Linked DNA regions of Homo sapiens: all the other regions are linked to region 1. The links are chromatin loops, found by intact Hi-C in ENCODE. Cell type or tissue: PC-3. All regions are shown on one strand.

The links. A loop is a pair of places that touch in the nucleus more often than their neighbours do. Peaks named below come from ENCODE experiments on the same cell type or tissue, not always from the same donor. Only the 100,000 strongest peaks of a DNase experiment are listed, where the experiment ranks them.
Region 2: it touches region 1 in a loop (3-fold over the local background); 1 of 110 quality-filtered maps calls a loop at or near these places.
Region 3: a loop joins it to region 1, with 2.0 times the contacts of the local background. A loop is called at or near these places in 1 of 110 quality-filtered maps.

The regions. Positions count from the first base shown.
Region 1 is chr3:175,260,459-175,264,458 of GRCh38, forward strand. All of the region lies in intron 4 of NAALADL2 (N-acetylated alpha-linked acidic dipeptidase like 2), which reads left to right. All of the region lies in intron 1 of NAALADL2-AS2 (NAALADL2 antisense RNA 2), which reads right to left. Among named protein-coding and RNA genes, the nearest start is that of NAALADL2-AS2, 8.6 kb to the right of the region's middle. In PC-3, no CTCF peak of the experiment used is centred here; no DNase peak of the experiment used is centred here; H3K4me3 peaks cover 149 bases; H3K27ac peaks cover 998 bases.
Region 2 is chr3:175,176,805-175,180,804 of GRCh38, forward strand. All of the region lies in intron 2 of NAALADL2 (N-acetylated alpha-linked acidic dipeptidase like 2), which reads left to right. Among named protein-coding and RNA genes, the nearest start is that of NAALADL2-AS3, 64 kb to the left of the region's middle. In PC-3, no CTCF peak of the experiment used is centred here; a DNase peak (open chromatin) is centred at 2,477; H3K27ac peaks cover 1,648 bases.
Region 3 is chr3:175,192,315-175,196,314 of GRCh38, forward strand. The region is part of intron 2 of NAALADL2 (N-acetylated alpha-linked acidic dipeptidase like 2); the gene reads left to right. Among named protein-coding and RNA genes, the nearest start is that of NAALADL2-AS2, 77 kb to the right of the region's middle. In PC-3, no CTCF peak of the experiment used is centred here; DNase peaks (open chromatin) are centred at 427 and 2,027; H3K27ac peaks cover 3,005 bases.

The DNA.
Region 1 (4,000 bases):
CATTGGTAAGAAAAAGGAAGCATGTATTAAACATAGTTATGCAGCATGATTACGGCCCAATTTGCTTCAACTGTCCATCAAATATATTCTGGAGCTAAAATTCAGAAATGAGGTAAAATGTAATTCAGCTGGGTTGAAAAAGGCAGAAAACCAACAGACTTCTTTATGAATCAACAGTTAGTCATGATTCTAAATGAACATTTTGTCTGGGAACATGCAGCTGAATGAGTAAAGAGAAGTTCATTTTATTTTGGCTGTGCAGTAGTTACTAAATCAGCGTTTAAAAATGAATTTGGGAGGGAATCTCTACATCCGAGCTAGGGAGGGCAAAGGGGAAGCATAATTATGATATTAAATTATTAGATTATCTCTTGAAATGAGGAGAAAAATAATCTGCAGTCATGAAGGAGGAGATCTCATTGGTTTGATCATAAATACTAAGAATGTATGTAATTTAATCTCTAGGAAGAGATTGATGAGAAAATCCCAACATTGCAGGGTAGGAACTATGAACTGCAAATGGCTTTCTGATATGTGCTGTGAAATCCACATCTTGCTGCAGAAAAAGCATCGACCAAGTTCCCCAGTTATAGTTGTGCTAGTTTCCTCAAGCTGAAGACTTAGAGGAAAGGCTTTAGGTTCATTTTAGCTACGTATTTATAACAGTTTATTTTTTGGGAGAGTGCTTTAAATATTTAAACTTTTAGACAAACATTAATTCGTCACAATGTACTCACATTTCTCTCAGTGACAACCTGACACATAGTAAAACAGATACCGAGACCCTCACAAAATCCCAAACTGCAGAATAGCACTCTAGTATGGAAATTAATTTTATAAAATTCAATGAAAGCATTTGACTTTCTACTTAGGGTCATTTCTACCAGAAGCAATAATAACAAAAAGTTACTGTGTACTACAAGACAACTAGAAATCAAGGAAATCCCTCTGAAACATGGAGGTTGGGCTGTTGTCTAAATCCACAGTACATATCAACCCCCTTTCCTGTAGAAGCCAATTTTGTGTGCAGTGAAATTACAGATGAATATATATCTTGATTAATTATCCATTTGTGCATAATTAAATTACACAAAAAATCCAAAAACTCTATTGCTTTTTTTTATAAATGCAGTAATATGCATCACTACCTAGTACTTTCTGTAATATACTAAGATATTAGTCAATATTAGCTAGTTTTTTCATTATTCTTATATACTTTTTTATCCTTATAATGACAATTTTAAAGGGCCAGACATCCAAATGATTTTGTAGTTTCCTACAAATGAAACATTTTTGTGTATTCATCAGATAAGATTTATATTTTAATATAAATAGAAACTAGTATAAGCAAATGGCTTTTAGATATGTGACTTGACATCTACATATTGTTGTCCCTTATTGGGCCAGTGTATAACTTCAGCACTGCTTAAGTCCATAAAGCATGCTTAGACAGACAAGCCTTTGGAAAGAGCCTGGAGGAAAATGAGAGATAGGAAATGAGAATTGGTATTTGTTTGTACTTTCAAGTAAATTGCTTCTTGCAAATTACGGAGGAGTAGCATTATTTAAAGAAAAGCAGACTTGACACTCTGAATTTCAAACACAACTGAATCCAGAAAATAATTACATTTAAAATATTGAGTTAGAGGTTTAGTGAGAAAATATTTATATATATTGGTGATTTACAATCAATAGTTAATGAATGGACAATGGGAAGATCAATAAGAAATCCTCTAGTTTTGGCAGCTAAAGTTAATGCTGAGAAATATTACATTTTGATAACTTATTTTACATGAAGCATTTGCATACCTGTGATATTTGCTGAACTAAAAGTTTCATTTATTCTAGTTTCCTTTTTGTTTCCCTTAAGAACATTTGTTCAATCCAAATGATAAATGCAGTCAAAAGAATATTGTTTTATTTATTCTAATTATTAGAAACCAACATTTGCTCTACTTTTCTTGCGGTAGAAGTTGGTGGAACTCTATTTTTTGTTTCCCAAAAATAAAATCTGTAGATGCATTTAATTAGTTAGCCTTAAAGATATAGGGTGCCTAATGCAATGGGCACAAAAAAGGAAATCAATATTTAACAGATAAAATATTCATGTTGTGTGAGTGTGTGTGTGTGTGTGTGTGTGTGTGTGTGTGTATGAGCTGTATGTATGAGCACTGATATGGCCTAATGTAATGAGGCAGTGGGGCCAAAAAGATAGGAAAGAAGAGAAAGACACCTTTCCTATTGAAGCTTTTGATACATCATAATTTTCCCTGGTATGAATGAACTGAAGAAATCTCTTTAAGTGACATTCTATGAATATTTTACATGAAAACAAATCTTTAATTCAGTGTCACAAATGATGTTTTTACATATGATCTGTATAGGAAGGCAAACTTGCCTCTTTTTTTATTAAGACAACTTTTGAAGACATTTTATGAACAAAAATGAAAAGCAAACACTATCTTGGTACTTTAAAATAACATGCTTGTTCACTGAATAATTTAATAAGGCACTTCTTACCTAATTCTCAGAAGTAATTGCAAAAAAAAAAAAAACAAAAAACAATGTCTCCATCTTTTATGATTCTAAGACTCCAGAGCTGCTCCATTTGTCATGGACAACATGGTCAGCACTAGAATACAAAATTGGAAAGTAATAGTTTAATGTTTTGAAAGCTAAATCTGCTGCTGTTTTCAAATCAGACTACTTTCTGTTTTCCAATGATGGAAGTAAATTATTTTTAAATGATTTAAACCAAATATTACTATATCTACAAAGGGTATTTTTTGTTGAGATACAACTTCAAACATGGGTTATAATATAAAGACTTAAGACTGTGTCATTATTCTGCAATTTAGCAATCAAACTTTAAAAAAGTAAATTTAGAGCAAGAATAACTGAAAGTTTCAACTTCTATTCCTGTTTTTAAAGTATTTTCCATGGCTTAAAACCAAATAAAAGTGTGTCTACGAATCTTCAAAGTCTGTCAAGAATTGAATGCATAATTTAGAAGTCATGCATGTGTTTTGCCTACATGAAAATATAATTTAATTGTACTTTTGAACCATTTGAAAATTACGACATCATAGCAAATGGCATCATGTATCAGAAGGTTGATTTTCGCATATTTCTTATTGTAATATAGTTAGCATTCATAATCCCCATGTATGTATACAAAGTTAACAATATTAAATAAAGGTGCTGAGCATCTTGTTTTTCCTAATTAAATGTTATAAATTAAACAAAGTAAAATAGCAAGGAAGAGAGAGAGAAAACAGTGATGGAGAGATGAAGAAAAGAAGGGAGGAAGGGAAAGAAACAGCAGCTAATCCCTTCTATACAGTTCGCCCCCTAAAAGTACCCATGTTTCAGAAATATTTATATATATATTATATAGTACTCTAAAATTTAAAACAGTAAGCTCTAGCTATATTTTGGTCTAAACTGTTGGGCAATTACTTGGGCTTATCAATATAGATATCTGCTGTGGTGCTTTGTGGTAATACTGACCTCTTCTTTCACATTTCAGCTTTTCCCTCTTCCTCTGTATCTCGTTTAAAATGTCCATTTTTCCTCCTGTTGATAAGCTTCACAGCCCTTCCAATCTTCTGTACTGCTATCTGCTCAACTTGTAACTCATTTTAAATAGTGAAACACAGCATTGCAGGATGCAAGAATGGGAGAAACAAGCTCAATTTCAAGCTCTTCTACTTCATAGTTATGTGATCATAGAATTATTACTGAACCCCACTAAAGTCACACAAGTTTTTTCTTATTTTTTATTTTTTGGTTTTCAAAATCTCTACATTGATGACAAAAATACTCTCAATTCATAAGGTTGTGTGAAGATTAAATCTGAAAATGCATGCATGATAAATTCTTAATAAATATTAACTTTTATATATGAAGCCCTTAATATCTGTATGAGGTTCTAAAGAGAAAGGGCATGAATTTAATGATGGAGAAGTGTGACAGCTCACTCAAACATGCAAACCTAAAC
Region 2 (4,000 bases), 84 kb before region 1:
TCCTGCAGAGCTTCCTGAAGAAACATAGTACTGCTGAAACCTTGATTTTAGCGCCACAAAATCAGTGTCGCATTTCTGACCTCCAGACTGTATGATAGTAAATTTGTGTTGTTTTAAACCACTAAATCTGTGGTAAATTGATACAGCAACATTAAGAAACTAATACAACAATCATTCGTATATAGAAGAATAAACCGTAGACTGTGTGAAAGAAGGCAAGGCAAAGTTTAATTATAAAGTAGATTAAGTTTGTCTCTGGAGTTCCCACTTCTTTTGGACATTTTCTAGTAAGAAAGAACCATTTCCTTCCTCATGCCCTAGCACAAGCATCTTATCCAAATCTTTCTCCCCATATGCTCCAGCTTCTTGTGTCTAATTTTCCCTAATACCTTACTACTTCCCTGCTATCTCCATTATACCTGTCCCCTACCCCATCATCATACACTTCGTTTATCTGTGATATCTGTGCTTGTAATTTATAAAGCTGCTATCTGACCTCTATTTCTCCATGAGAACATCTCTATTGCTGTCGGGCTTTTCACACCTATTCTCTATCCTACTATTAAAGTCATTCAGAATCACTTATAAAGAAGATTTTAATTCACATCTATGGATAGAAAAGAAGCTTAGAATAAACAGGGCTTTCAGACCCTACTCCGATCACTCATCTTACCACTAGTATAAAATTATTGGAATGAATTTGAAGAATGGGTTGGCAAACGTAACAGTAGTGAGCTATTTGAAGCAGCTTATTAAAATTTGTAAGGAAGCAATGGAAATAAATATACTAATTATTGTTACAAACCATAAAAATGCAAAATATAAAAGGAGCATCTATCGTATAACATACTCTGACTTTTTATTTCAGGTAACAACAAAAACCATAATAGGTCCTAGTATATCCCAACCACTCCTCTAAATATTTTCATGTATGCACGTATTTAATCCTTGCAACTACTCTGTCCTCATTGACTACCAGAGGAAGCTGAAGCACGAATAAGTGAGGTGATTTGCCCAGTGAGGTAGGGTACAGTGTGTGTGTATGTGTGTGTGTGTGCATGCTGTAAGCACCTACAAAATAATCTAAAAGCAGCAGAATTATTTTCTAGTGTCATGGGTATTGTCTATTAATAGGCTGTGAATACATTGAAAACTATATTGAAATATATCCTGTGCTAGCTACAGTATAAGAGCTGTTTTGGAGCATGGATTCAGGAGCCAGACTGCCTACATTCAATCAGTGTTCTCACTACTCAGGTTCATAGCATTTCTTCCATAGACAAGTCATTTAACCATTCTGCTCCTCAGTTGTTTAAGATAATACAGTTCTATGTCATAATGGGTTATTAGGAAGATTAGGGGAGTTAATCTAGGTAAAGTACTTTGGAACATTATTTAATACAAGGTAAGTGCTTTGTTGGTGTTAGTTATATAATTATTATTATAATAGAAGAAAAGCCATCTCATATATATGTGCATTTAATAAAAAAAGGGTACATATAATTTTGAATCATCATTTCTTTCATTTATCCCAAGTATACATTTTTATCCTCATTATCTTTAATCAATGTCAGATAAAATAATCTTGAGTAAACTAGTCTGGTCAATTGTGTATTTATGTGTAGCAAAATTGAGACTGCTTCCAAGTTGATTTAGTGGTCAAGGGTAGAATTCCTTGGGATGATCACGTGAGTTTATTACAGATAGAGTCCAGTTTTCCTTTCCTCTGAAGACAGCCAGGACACTCACAAGAAATGTTAATGCTGGAAAAACAGTGCTTTAAATCAGTGATCCTTAAACTTTAATATACATCTGAATGATCTAGAGGGCTGGTAGAAACACACATTGCTAGTCTGCATCCCCGCAGTACCTGATTCAGTAGGACTAGGGAGAAGCCCGAGAATCTGCATTTCTATAAAGTTTCAACTAATGATGCTGCTGGTCCAGGGGTTATGCTTTGAGGACCAGTGCTTGAAATCTTTAAGCTATAGAAGAAGGAATTTGGAAGAGATAGAAATGTTTTAGAATTTTTTTTTTGTCTTCAAATAACATTGTATTAGGCTAGCTCTACAAAAATATCAAGACTATAGATTCAATAGCAGATTGGCTATTGTGATTGAAAGGCTGATTTTAAATGTCACTTGATTAAGTGATTGAAAAGAATTGTGAATTCTTACAGACACTCTTCACCAGCGTTTACCAAACTATTCTTCTGCCTAGAAATGTCTACCCTCCATGGTTTTCTAACCAAGCTCACTCTCTAGGAATTATTTTTAATATTACATTTTTCTTGAGAGCTTTCTATGATCCACGAGAAGTTATTTTACTTTCCTAACTGCTCCTAACACAAAATATACTTCCATTGATAAATCTTCCCAGTTGTAGTTTAATTTGTTAATTTGCACATGAGTTACTGCTATAGAGTGTGACCTCTTATTTGTCTTTGTAATTCCAACAGCTAACTCAGTGCCAGGAAGATAAGAGTCACTAAATAAATATTAGGTGAATGAATATCTAAGTAAATAAATGATTCCTAGTGAGTTATGATAAAACTGACCTTTGTTAGAGACAGGATAGAGAGGGAGAAAAAATAATGGCTATCAGAGTGCTCTTTATTAAGACCACTATGGACTATAATTTACTTAAGAAATCTCATTTCACATCAATGAGGTTGTCAAGAAGGAACAAGTAGCCTATGGAATTTTACTGGTGTTTCTTAGAAATTCAAGATACTTGCTTATTTTATTTCTTCATAATATGAATATTTTTCTAGTGTCCCCAGGTTCCTGGAAACTTTTAGTTTAAAAGTTGGACTTATAAAACTTTATAGTTATTTGTAGGTTCCATAGACATGGGTTACTTCTAGAGAGACTTGATCTTAGCTACTGTCACTATTATAAGGATTTTGAGAGGATTGCTGGCTTTTTAAACTACATAAATTACATTTTCTATTTTTATATTTATCATGTTTTATTTTGTTGCATTTCAATTACTTTATCAGCTAATTTAGCTTGATTTATACTGGTTCAGAATCTCAAGCAACACATTTCAGATTAAGCTGAGATTTGAAAAACTATTTCTGACAATCATTGTGTCACATAGTATCGGTATGCATAGATTTTTGTTTGCCTTTAAGCACATTCACTGACAGCACTAACTCAGATTTTAAACACATTTCAATTTCTGTAATTGTGTTGATGGTTCAGAACAGCTTTTTGAGGCTCATTTAGCAGGCCATAAGGTGTTTGTTTATAGGTGCTGATGGGGAACTAATAAAAGGTAGTTGTAACCAAAAAATGAAAATATTTAGCCTGTACTTTAACATGCACTGAACGTATTAGAGTATATTGATTTAGATAACTGAATTCGGTTGAATTATGATTATGTTCTGAGTACGTATTTGGCCAATGAAAATTTAAATTTATTTAAATAAAAAAGTCAGAACAAAAATTATATCAATTGTCCTTTCTCTTAACATATAAAAATGTCTAATACAATTACACATTGATTATTTTAATGCAATATAACATAGTTGGAGGGAGATAATACTATTCATGTTATAACTGTAAACCCAACACCACCTTTATATTGTTCTACGTATTATCTGTTACTATTACAGAATTCCAGTAAAAGTGGGCACACAATTTGTAAGATAATTTTCAAAGCTTAATCATTGCTAGTGAAGGCAAGACTGAAATCAAGATAATGAAATCAAGAATGAAGTGATCCTTCTGGAAAAGTTCACAGTTCAGTTCCCACACACTGTATCTCTCTATTAGTAAATGACGGATTGCAAATGGGAAGGAGATCGAAATTTTAAATGTATGCAATTCATGAAATGAGAAAGAGGACTTACAACATTTCTTCCAACCACCATTAATTATTATCATAATCATAAATATCATTAGTTATTTTAAATATAATGTATAATATAATAATTATCAATATTATTATTATTCCTAAAGTGTACTATTTGTTATGTTGCTGGCACTTCTCTAAA
Region 3 (4,000 bases), 68 kb before region 1:
CTTGCTGTCTTAGATTTTTATAAGATTCAGTGCAGTGATTTTTAAAATAAAATTCTTATGCTATGAATAGTATATGCTCTACCATTTCACTCATAAATCCGTTTGTCGTATTAGTTTCATAGAAGGTCAGTTTTTACCTTTTCACATTCTAATAAATTACTACAAGTCTGTTTAATGTATTTGTGTTGTCATTTTCTAGATTAGCAGCTAAAATTTGGTTCACAATGTAGAGAGCATTCATTAATTTGCCTCCTGAGTTTCAAATGGATTGGCTACCAAAGGTAGAAAATTGTTAATTAATTTTCTCAGTGGGAAAAATCTATGGCATGGATTTTAATTATGACAACAGTCACTACTTTCAAATTATTTCTGAATGATGACTAACAACGATGTTAGCCAAATATATCTAGAAACCATTTCCGTTGGCTCCTATCCAATGTATACTCATCAAATCAGTAGTTGTTTTGTTTATTGAAATAATGCTTTTATGAATGTATTGATAATTTTTAATGTTATCCAAGGCAATTTTGAACTCTAATGATTTTGATCAGTTTAAAATTTTACGTGTAGCCACAATATGATAAAAAAAACCCTGCACATTTTAGAGTTGAAATAGACCTTGGAGATTAACTGATTTATGCTTTTTTTTTTCAGATACAAAATGAGGCTAAAATAGACCAAGAGACTTTTTCAAATTCACACACTTATCACTGGATTTGAAATGATAAAAGAATACTACTCAGATTGTTGATGTTTTGAAAGTCGCCTGACTTTTGTAATCTTTATATTTTTAATCTACAAAATGTCAGGGATACTTATTTAAGCAAATGTGGTAGAACAGCAACAAAATCAAATGTTAGAAGCCCTACATAGATTCCAGATCTACCACTTACTAGTTGTGTGTTTTTTTTTCAAATTATTTACACTCTCTGAGCCTTGGTTTTCTTATTGTAAAATGGGGACCCATGTGCTCACAGAACTACTTTAGGTAGAAGATATAATGATAGATATGAAAGTATTAATTTTAGAGGGTTTATCTCAAGGAGAACACAACTATTCCTCTACACGGGCCCTTATGCATGTGTAATGGTCAGGAAGAAGAAAAAAGCAGCCATTCCAAAATTAGCCTACTTTCAGGCCAAAAAATGGTCTCTGTGAATATCCTACACAGACATTTACTCATTACATACTGTTACGGCCCCCTTTTTATGAAATAGAGGTGAGATAAGAAATAACTTCACCTTTTTCTCTCTTCTCTTTCACAACATAGCCCTCCCTATCCTTACCCCATTCCATACCCCTCTACCTGTTTCAAATATTAGAGGCAAAGTCTCCAAAAGTACTTAATTAAAAAACAAAAAACAAAAACAAAACAAAAAACCTCCACTATTCACTGCTTTGTTTAGAGGAGTTTTGGTTCTTTTGCTATTTTATTAATATGCTACTTTGAATTTCAAACTAGAACAGGTGTTTTTTTGGCTCTGTTTTTAGCAGATAGAAAAGCACTGGACGTTAAGCAAAAGTTTATTTAGAATACAAAAGATAGAAAAAATATGTGAAAACATTAGTTGCTATTTCATGAAACTTAATGTGACTAAACATAATACCATTAGGACTTTTAACAGACGAAAATAGATAATTTGTGTGCAAAGTGCTAGCAGCCCTTTCTTGGAGCATAGAAATTACATGTATATCTTCAAGTAACTGAAAAATATATCCGATATGTACGTGTGTTGGTTTGTGAAAACTGAAGTGCAGAATGTCATTGTAAACAATTTTGTTAAAATATTGTGCTTAAAATTTAATACCTCATGTTATAGAAGCAGATGTTATTATATATGTATATATTTTTAAATGCTATCATTTTCAAACTAAGACTTTTAATTAAATGATTTTTTACATTGGAACCAAAGTTAACAGGTTGAATGAAATTTTGCTTATGGCATCTGTTGCCATTTTTAGTAGGTGATTAGTCATTTTCTTTTTCCTGCAAGTATTTGACAGAAACTAAAACAGAGATGAATCATAGTTTCAAGCTGTTGCTCACCTCATCCCTACCAAAAAGGAGAGCCTTGAAATCATCCCAATCTAAGAACTAAATTCTGAAAATCCCTTAAGGGGCTTGACAGAAGTATTTAGCAATGTGAAAATTACAGCAATCTGTCACATCAATTTTAATGAAAGGTAGGCTATATGGAAACATAGATATAATGTAGTAAGAAAAACCCAAGTGAAAATCTCTTTTTGAATATATGAAAACATATTTGCCTCTATAAATACTGAGTTGTTATTGGGTCAACTTTTATAGAGGAGGAGTCCTCAATGATCAGGAGTTTATTATGCAGCTTAGATGAGGTATTTTTAAAATTAATGGCATTAATAATTATGGCTCAGTTGGTGTGTATTCACAATATCATTCTTGTATTAATATATACATTTAAGAATCTTGTTTTGTTCAAGTTATTAAGATTTTTTTCTATTTAAGGAACCACATCCTTGTAATTCTGAATTAGTTATAATACTAAGAGTATCAAATCATTTAATAATGAAGTTTTTCCCCAAGAAAACTTTTAAATTTCTTGGGAAGTTTAAAATTATACAAGAGTCATGCCATTTTGTAAGAGTTAAATTTGGCTGGAGTCACCATTTAATCAATGTAGTATTATTCCCTTAATTATTGAGCTAAGTGGAACTTTAACTTAATTTTTAATTCTCTCTCTCTCTCTCTCTCCCTCCTCTAAGACTATATAATTCTTATGAATATGCATATGACCAGGTTAATTCCACATGGAACTATCATTTATGCCAGTAATGATAGTTTATTTGGATGATAATTGAAAGTGCAAGAGACTCTAATAATGTCTACTTTCCAATCACTTTTTAAATTCATTTAAATATATTTTGGAGAACCTACTGTGTGCCAGGTATTGCTCGGAGTGCTAGGGGAAGAGACAATGAATAGAACAATCCCCTGATTTTACAACACTTACACTCTAGTGGAAGAAGGGAGACAATAAGCAAATCAATGAGTTAATATATCATATGTTGGATGATGAAACGTTATGAAAAAATAAGTTATGGAAAAACAGCCATCCTGAGATGGATCAGGTGGTGAGGAGGGGGTGCTGAATAAATGTTTATATAGGATGATATGTAAAGGTAGATATATAGACCCAAAGGAATAAATGGAAGGGAGGGCATGAGCCATGGGAATAACTATTTGAAAAGTGTTTCAGGCAATACCCTGAGATGGGAACATATGTGATTTGTTAAAGAATAGCAAGAGGGTCTGAAGATGATGAATGCAAAGAGGTAAAAAAGAAGCAGATCGTATATGCATTTTGAGTTAGGTCTATAGGTCTGTGCTCAAAGATCATCTATCAGAAGGACATTTATATATCAGCCTGTACAGGCATAAATTATTGTTCCATGTTGAATTTATTGTTATGGGCCTGAAGGCTTTCATGGATTTTCAAAATAACAATGACAGTATCTTCAATGCTTCAATGGTATAATCCTTCCAGACATTCATGATGTCTCTATCAGAGTTCTCTTCTATAGCATTGACAGTTCTTTCCACTAAGTATCATGTGTAATGAGCTTTAAAGATGCTTATGACCCACTGATCTAGAGACTGAATAAAGAGCTTATATTTGGGGGCAAGTAGATTATTTTAATGCCTTTGATATTAAGCCCATGGGGTTTGGGTAGCCAAGGGTGGTGTTCAATATTAAATAAACTTTAAAAGATTGTCCCTTACTGGCAAGGTACTTCCTGACTTCACAGTCAACGTGTTGATGGAAACAATTCAGAAAAAGGGGTTCTCATTGTCCAGGCCATCTTTTTTATATAATCAAAAGCTGGTGTTTATCTTTTCCTTCAAGCTTTGGGGGTTAGAAACTTTATAGAGAAGGGAAGTCCTGATCATAAACCTGATTGTATTTCCACAAAACCATATAGTTAGCTTATTTCTTGCTGCCTTAAATCCTGGTGCATACCT